2 separate regions of the Homo sapiens genome follow, and region 2 is linked to region 1. A link is a contact called in ENCODE Hi-C data. All regions are on one chromosome and are shown on one strand. The core of a region is the stretch at or near the end of the contact, and the rest is flanking DNA. Distances in the headings are between cores, read along the strand shown. Region 1 overlaps MMADHC-DT (MMADHC divergent transcript). Region 2 holds the start of LINC02612 (long intergenic non-protein coding RNA 2612).

Region 1 (4,126 bases), core at 1,273-3,772:
CTTCCTTCCCCTGCATCTTTACCTCTCTGAATACTTGAAATTATTGACCAGCTTTGCCATCTTAAAAGTTTCTATTATTTTGGTGTATTCTAGGACATTGCAGAATGTAGTATAAATAATATGTAATTTGGAGTCTGAAGGATCTGGATCTGAATTGTAATTCTGCCCCTCACTATTGCTTGTTGAATTCATCCAAGTCATTAATCTCTCTGAGCTTCAGTTTCATAGTCTATCAAATGAAATTATGATGTCTAACTCACAGGCTGTTTATCACTAATCTTACTGAGACTATTTTCACATGAACATTGGCTAATTTTTTGTTATTATACTTAAAGTTTTCAACTGCTTTAAGTGGCACAACTAACTGGACTGACTGTGCTTTAATCCACATTAACTTGCAATAGAATCAAAAGCATCTTAATGGTCACTTTTGATCCAGTGTTTACTCTTCATATACTTGAGTCCAGGCTTTAGGGCAATGACACTGTTTTTATGAGAATGAAACCAGCCAATTGTCCCATAGAAATAATATTTCCAGGTTTTTAATAAACATAAAAATTGACCCTCCATATTAAAACTTGACACTTATATTTGTCTTAACTGAGTTTCTTCCTCAGGAAACCAACGCTCAGGCAAGGGACTGAAACTCACTAGATCACCACATCCAAAGAGATGCCAGACCCCTCATTTATCATGATTGCTTTCTGACTCCTTCCTAATTCCTGTTTTCCTGCTTTCCCCAGTATATAAACACCCCAGTTTTGGTCACTCAGGGAGACAGATTTGAGACTGACCTCTCATTCTCCTTGGCTACAGCACCCAATTAAAGCCTTCTTCCCTGGTGATACTCATTGACTCCATGATTGGCATGCTGGGTAGTGAGCAGCAGGACATAGACCCTAGAGGTACAGTAACAAGAATTCAAGACAATTAAATGTACTGAGACACTTTCTGTATTGTGCCCAAGAGCTGAGTTATTTTCCTATCATTTATGTTGAACATTTTTTTTTCTAATTCCGTTTATATAATGTGTAAATAAAAGGAAGAAAACTATGAAAGAATGTAGGGTTAAGAGTATAACAGAAACATTTTGGAGCCGCAGCCAAATGCCTGAGGAAATAGGGAGGGGATTTCCAAAGAGACTTTAGAAAGGAACTATGGGAATCAGAGTCTAGACATCTGCCAAGTCCAGAATACACTGGCGCCCTTCACAGAAGTAAGTATGTACTAGTAAAAGCATTATTCTCTATTATTTCTCACCTTTACCCAATTTCAAACTCTGTGGGAATATGGGGCAGTGGAAAGACTAGAACTACTCATTTTCAAAAGGTAGCTAAACATACCACCCTTCCCCAACCATAGACTTTCCACTTGAAACAGAACCAAACTGGAGAGAAAGACAAGATGCCTCAACTTACAGTCGTTGAGAGTATTAATTATATATGACTGGACATTATATATACTTATCCCAGGCTGTGTTTTATGTCTTGTTCATAAGACATTTTGCTACTAAGAGTGACCAGAAAAGTCAAGGGACTGACTAAGTGTTCACTCAGAGGCAGGAGCTGCCTCAGGAAGAAAAAAAGAAAAAAAAAAAAAAAAAGGAAAACAGAGTTAGTGGGAGGCAGAAATAAAACTGTGTAACTGATTTAGTTACTTTCTAATGTAGTCCTCTGCTCTACTGTTCCTGGCCCTGTCAAGTATCTCTCCTCTCACAAAGACACTGGTCCTTAGCTATGCCCAAAACTGAAGGTGCACCCTTCAAATTCAAAGCTAACAGGATATACGTTTAAGCTTAAGAAGCCCATTGTGAGAGACACAGGAAATTGGAAAGGTGGAAAAGTGCATTGTGTGGAGCCTCCAGGAGCAGGATGCTAGGTTTTCATTTTAACAGTCAACGCCATGAACCAGGGCATAAAAAAAAGAATTGCAGTCTGCTGTGTTGACTGGAATTTAAAGTAAACATGAGGAAAAATAATGGGAAGTAGAGTTAAGACAGGAATTCTAGGAGCAGGCACAAAGACAAAGGATAGTGGTTTGACTTCATGGACTTTTACTACCAAGGGTCTCCATGTTAACATCACTTTCCGACATCCCTCAGCACATAGCCCAACTAGTCCTGCCATTGCCAAGCACACATATGTTGACTAGCTGCATTTAAATTACTTAGAGAGATAAAAGAACCCTTTTTTAAGTTGTGCCCTGAGAAGTTAAAATTTTATCTCAACTTGGTTCTTTGTAGAGCACAAGAAATTGTTACTGAAAAGTTTCCATCCTCTGATAGAAAGGTCAGGCAAATATAGATAGAAGGGAAGTTAGACTCAGTCTGAGAAAGTGACTGTAAGCAGTGATTTATGGGCAGAATTCCTAGGGTGGGGGTAAGGGCAACAGCCTCAACACTGTAGACAAAGGAAACAATGCTTTATAATCTACTGAAAAAATGATAAGTCAAATTACAGAAAACATAGAACTGCAGAGATAAAAGCACATTCCCCCGGGGCAGGAAATGTAGAGCATTTAAAATGAGAAAATTTCCCCAGGCCCATTCCCTTTATTTGTCTTTGCTTCTCTCCTTTTTCTGTCTTCATTTCTCATTTCCTGTATTACTGACATTTTTAAATAAATCTATAGGAGTGATGTCAGAATTTTACATATATATGAACTAGCTTGAATATCAAAAAGTTGCATTTTTCTCTAAATAGTGATACAGATTTAACATTTGACATCTAGAAATAAACAAGAAACCATAATCCATAAAGCTTTAATTAACTGAAATACAGACAGCATGATATGATAATACATTTAGTGTTGTGGCTAAGAATAAATCATTATTATTTTAATGGTTGTCTCTGAAAAACTTCCACTTTTCCACACTTTTCTATTAAATGGGAAGCTCTATTTTCCTCCTCATTAAATCTACTGTGCTTAATGGGTTTAAAATTCAGTGTATATTGATCAACGACTGCTTCCTTAAATCATCTTCCTACACTGATTTTGCAAGTTTTCATATTTACAGCACAGGTAATAAGAAATAGTTATGCAATGGTTTATAGGTTTTAAAACATTAGAATACATTTCAAATATAAGGCCCCTTAGGCTACTCTGTATAGCCATTCTTAAATGCCCTTATTTTGATTACTTTTCCTATGTTTTGACTAAAATATTATTTGATTTAAAAGAATTCAATCCAGTTTGATTACTTTCATAGTGATCATATTTAAAAAAATTTACCCTCAAATGTTGAGCATTTCTATTTGGCAGATGCTATACTAACAGCTTTCAGCTTTACATGAAATAAGTCATGGAATTCTTACAACCACTTTACAAGATTAGTATATTTGTATATTTGCATATAGGGTAACCCTCAGAATAACCCCATAAGATTCTCACATGTACTATCCCATACATTCCCATGAAAAAGACTAAAATATGAAGTGGTGGGGAGTCCTGGCACAGGGCCCAGGAGGGCACAGCTGCCCCACTGAGATGCTCAGCAGCTCCACATGATACTGCCTTTACAAAATTATGACAGTGAGAGTAAATCTGACACAGTGGACTCCATCTTGCTTCTGACCTCTGAGCTGCCTTTGCTCATTCCTGGGCATAGACCAAGCTAACCAAGGGAGGAATTTAGCTTATACTTTAACTTTGAAGCAAGGATGATAGTAGTCCCTCCTTAAAACTAACTCTATTCCCCATTCCAACCCCCGCCACTGTTGGAGGGCTGAAATTGACTTTGAAACTGACTTGGTAAGACTAATGAAAGGCCACAAGATGAGGATTTTGGGAAGAGCCTGAGTTCTGCTAAAATGTAGGCAAAGTTTCTGTAACCCTTTACTGCTCAGTGGTCATATGGCCAGAGGTCACAAGATCTGTGGCTTCCCCAATTGCTCCTATAGAAAACATCACTATTGTAGAAACTAAGATTAACTTTTTATGAGATTTTTTTCAAACTGACCCTACCCAGACTCATGACTCATGACCCAACTGGTCCTGGGCCCCCACCCAGAGGCAGACTCAGTGTATGAGAAACGTTTTCCACACCCTTATGACTTCATTCCCCACCCAATCAGCAGCACCCCTTCTCTGGCACCCTGCCCACCAAATTGTCCATAAAAACTCTCAT
Region 2 (4,274 bases), core at 1,277-3,776, 890 kb before region 1:
AATCTTCCTGGTAACCCTTCCAAGGGGACTTTGGTACTGTTGATAAATACATGCTCCACAGATGGCAGCATTTTATCTTCCAGAAACCTCCTCCTCTGGATAGCAATGAGTTATAACGCTACATAAATTTAAAAAAAAAAAGTGTGAACATCTTCTCTCTGATCAGCAATAGGTCATTCTGCACAGGATTTCGGAGCTCATGAAAGATGTCCACTGGTCAGTTCATCATAGTGTCTGCGTGTACTCCATTAGCTATGCTGTAAGGAATGCCACTTGCTCTTTTTGTTCTGTGAGGCAGAACAATAGGGCACTCTCCTCTGGAATAGCTGCTGATTCCTTCAAAGTTCAGTCAAAGCCCACATTTTTCCTTTCTGAATAATGTATGAGCTTGGTTCACCCATGTGCTGCTAATCTACTATGGAGGAAGCTTCCAACAGCTTTCAGCCTTTTTGTCTGATGCCACTCAGAAAAACTCACCAGTTCAAACAGGAAGACCTTGTGATCAGACTTTGGTAGAAGGTTTTTGATGAAAAGGTAGGAGTGAGAGAAACCCAGAGGAGTGTGAATTGCACACAGACAGACAGGCATGCTGACCTTTGAGACAGCATCCAATTCAATATTTCTTACCTCATGGGCTCATGTGAGATGGAAAGGTAAACACAACTTCTGATGCACAACAGTGAGCAGGCATTGTGTTGAAGAAATACCTCCTCCATGTCCTCTTGTGAAACGGAGGGCCCAGTCAGTGGCCAGCTCTCAAGCCTTCTTAGTCCATGATGGTCAATGTGCCCCATGAGGGGTCTACTTCTATTTTTCACCTGTGTATTATTCCCAGGACCGCTGTAACAAATTGCCACAAACTGGGTGGTTTAAAATAGCAGAAATGTATTCTCTCATAGTTCTAGAGGCTAGAAGTCCAAAATGAAGATGTTGGCAGAGCCATGCTGTCTCTGAAACTTCAAGGGAAGATCCCTTCTTGCCTCTTCCAACTGCTGGTGGCTCTTGGTGTTCCTTGGCTTGTGGCAACAGAACTCAATCTCTGTCTCTGTCTTTAAGTGACCTTCCTTTCTGTGTGTCTTCATCTGTCTTCCCATAAGGGCACCAGCCATTGGATTTAAGGCCCAACTGAATCCAGTATGACTATATATTAACTAATTACACTTATTTCTAAATAAGCTCACACTCTGAGGTTATGGGATGACATAAGTTTTGTGGGGATATTTTTCAACCTAGTACAACCTATAAGAATAAAGAACCATAATTTATAGACACCTGTGCTAATCTCTAGAAGTATCTGGGAAGCATGCTTAGTGCCTAACCATTTTTAAAATGTGGATAAAGATGCTTCTAAGGATCATATTCCATTCCTCAACCAGAGGGAGACAGCTTCACGTGTGCAAAACTACCGGCCTCTTAGGACCAAAGGCTTCCCTATACATATGTGACCAAACCCACATTCTTCAAGGGCCTTTCTTCATATGACTTTTCTCTGAAGGTACTTTTTCCAGAGGACGTTATTAGTCTTCCTTTAGTCCCATAAATTTGAGTAGACTTTTATAAATTTAGAACTTCTCAAGGTCCCCAAAATCCATGCTCCCAGGATTTCTAGGTAGGAAGGGCAGGAATAAAGCAGTGAAGAATCATGAAATCACAAACATTTGAAGGAAATTGAGGCACTGGGCAGCCAACCCTTTATGTAAGATAGTACCTTAAATTTCTTTGTTAGCTCCGTTAAGCAGGAATGGCCAAGTATGAAACCAGAATTTTATGTAGTAGATGATTTCTGAAGGATAGAAGAATATATTATGAGGGAGGTAGGAGGGCCCAAAACAAATCTCACCTGTTTTATCAGTTAGCCTCAAGCTATTCCTGAAGCTCACAGTGACCTCTTTCCATCATCTCAATTCTTATGCACCAAACAATCAACATAGGTGTTGTGTTTAGCCTCTGTGTTGTATTTGGCCAATATCTTCTCTCTTGAACTTGTTAAACCTTCCAAGAGTGGAGGAATGTGAGGGAGTAGAGTATAAGTGAAGACATTTTCTGTTCTCTGGGCCCAAGGAGGACAGGGGGCCTCTCATGCCCAGCACAGTGGCTAGGGAAAAGCAGGAACAGCATTCTCTAGGGCAGGTGACATGGATTTGAACATTAGAGCAAAACTCCTTTAGCTTTACCATCTCCTGCTGGTCCCTCTGTAGACCTTTTTCACCAATATGTGGTCTTTCCTATCAGTTAAAATGCTTTAGTTGTGATTAATAAAAGAACCCCCCAAAATGACCTATAAAACGAGGGGTTTATTACCTCATACAACAAGAATTGTAGAGTCTAGAAGTTTCCAAGATTAGTTAATTTAGCAGCTTAATAATATGAAGGGCCCTGGTGCTTTTGGTCTTCCTTCTCTGACTTGGCTATGTTCCTGTTGTGGTCTTGAGATGGCTGAGGCTGATGCAGACATGAAGACCAGGGCCACAATCAGGGGTGGGCCATCAGTGCTCTCCTATAGGGCCCCAGGTTCAGCAGGTCCTGCTTGGGTGCTAATGCTCTGTGGTCACTGTATTGAAATTCTTAGTAATTCTATTTAGAATGTGTGCTTTGTAAGTGAAGTATGATGGAACAAAGAAGCATGTACCAAGGGTTCAGAGCCCCAACTCATGGGCAGTCCTTCCTGACCTCCTTGCTGAGACAAGTTCTAGGCCACTTGCTCCCAGCCACTGCCCAACAGCTGCTGCCCACCTCTGCCTCCAGCAGAGGTTGGAGTATAAGTGCAGGGGATCGGGGTCAGAATAATGTGTGCTGTACATGCTGAGTTGCAGGACGAGGCTCTAGGTGTCTGTGAGGGTACCCCAAACCCAAAGCACAAATAAAAACCACCATGACAAGTCAAGAAGGAGAGATCATTGATAAAAGGAAAATGTTTGATTCTGCTTCTTGAATAAGGATCTTCACATTTTAAGTTTTCACTTGGGCCTGCAAGTTATGTGGCTAACCCTAGTTCAGAAATCCAGCATAGAAAACAGATTTTACCTTGAAAGGATTTTCTCTGTCTAGAAAAGTCTTCTTCAGATGCTTCGAGGAGATCTTAGTTCCACATAGCTCAGAGTTAGAGCACACGTCCATGCCTGAGACAATGACTGGCCAGCAATTAAGACTACTCTGATTGATACAGATCAATAGAGGTTCACTTTTGGGTCAAAGATGGTCTCCATCCCTGAACTCATGGTAGCTCCCAGTATTAGAACAAAGTTGGGGTTCAGCAAGTAAGGAAAAATCAGGGTAGAATAGTGGGAGGAGGAGGATTTAGGTAGAAAATTAGCAGTGTCTGTCACACTGTTTTCTCTATAATTTATCTCCCTTTTCATTCCATTATATCAGCTAGAGAAGCTATAAGGATTCTCAGAAATGACCTAACCAATGCTCTTCCAGTTCTTTTGCAGTGGAAACTTTTCTTCAAATGAAATCACACAGAGAACCTCAAAATCAGAAGGCACTAAGAAAACGAAAGGGTAGCTACTTTGGTTGAAACAGATGAGTGTTGCTTGGGTCCTAACAAATTAGGAAACCATTACCCTAAAGTAATAGTCTACCAAACCAATATAATTATGTCAACTTAAATGTTGTTCTTGAAAAATCTTTCCATGCTACTAACATTCTTTTTTAAGACCTCAAAAATGTCCTAAAAATAGATGTTTGTCAGACACATGGGCACTTCAGTTTATTTTCTTACTCAAATGCAACATTTTTTCTTTTTCAGGGCATATAAGATAAACTAACCCATCAGGAAGAGATACTATAACAATTAATGTTTTTCTAGTTTAATTCTTGTTTTTACCTAGGCCTGAGCATCCCACCAAGCCTTCTGATGTTTGGCCTGTGTACTTAATTTCCAAACCACCAGAATCACATTAAAATTCCTAAGCATTTGTGATTGGATGACTTGATTGACTAGCAGAATGTAACTGGGCAAGAAACTGAGTTGGAAGTTGATTTTGTTTTCTTTTCACACCAAACTCTCAGCTACTGGGCAGACAGATCATGCATCTTTCTTTACCCATTGTCCCAGAAGTTTTTTATGCCAACCATTCAGTTCCAGTCGCTCCAGTGCACTCCCAGAGGTACAAATGCCACCAGCTGAGAATGTCAGAAGAGGAAATCCAAGCCTGATTGTACTCTTGAGCTTTACAGAAAACATTTAGCAACTTGGAAAGACCTCAAGAAAATGTGTCCTAACCCTTCCACATTCCATCCACTGCTTTACCATGGTACAAATACATACA

Evidence for each region. Hi-C counts contacts between places; a loop is a spot of excess contacts on that map. Pooled maps may share reads with other maps.
Region 2: a map of endothelial cell of umbilical vein shows a loop between it and region 1 (2.4-fold over the local background). The contact joins the promoter of LINC02612 here to the enhancer-like site in region 1. A Hi-C loop is called at or near these places in 3 of 168 maps with a recorded cell type or tissue (MCF 10A, chondrocyte and endothelial cell of umbilical vein) and 1 of 50 pooled maps.

Annotation. Positions count from the first base shown.
Region 1 is chr2:149,732,432-149,736,557 of GRCh38, reverse strand. All of the region lies in intron 1 of MMADHC-DT (MMADHC divergent transcript), which reads right to left. Among named protein-coding and RNA genes, the nearest start is that of LINC01931, 120 kb to the left of the region's middle. Within about 2 kb of position 2,522, at least 2 of the 41 ENCODE cell types and tissues checked have a DNase peak (open chromatin) inside an H3K27ac peak, as active enhancers do; they include endothelial cell of umbilical vein, where a contact is called at or near this core.
Region 2 is chr2:150,627,149-150,631,422 of GRCh38, reverse strand. LINC02612 (long intergenic non-protein coding RNA 2612) reads right to left here and starts at 2,526. Exons shown (of 4, transcript NR_110247.1): 1 at 2,302-2,526.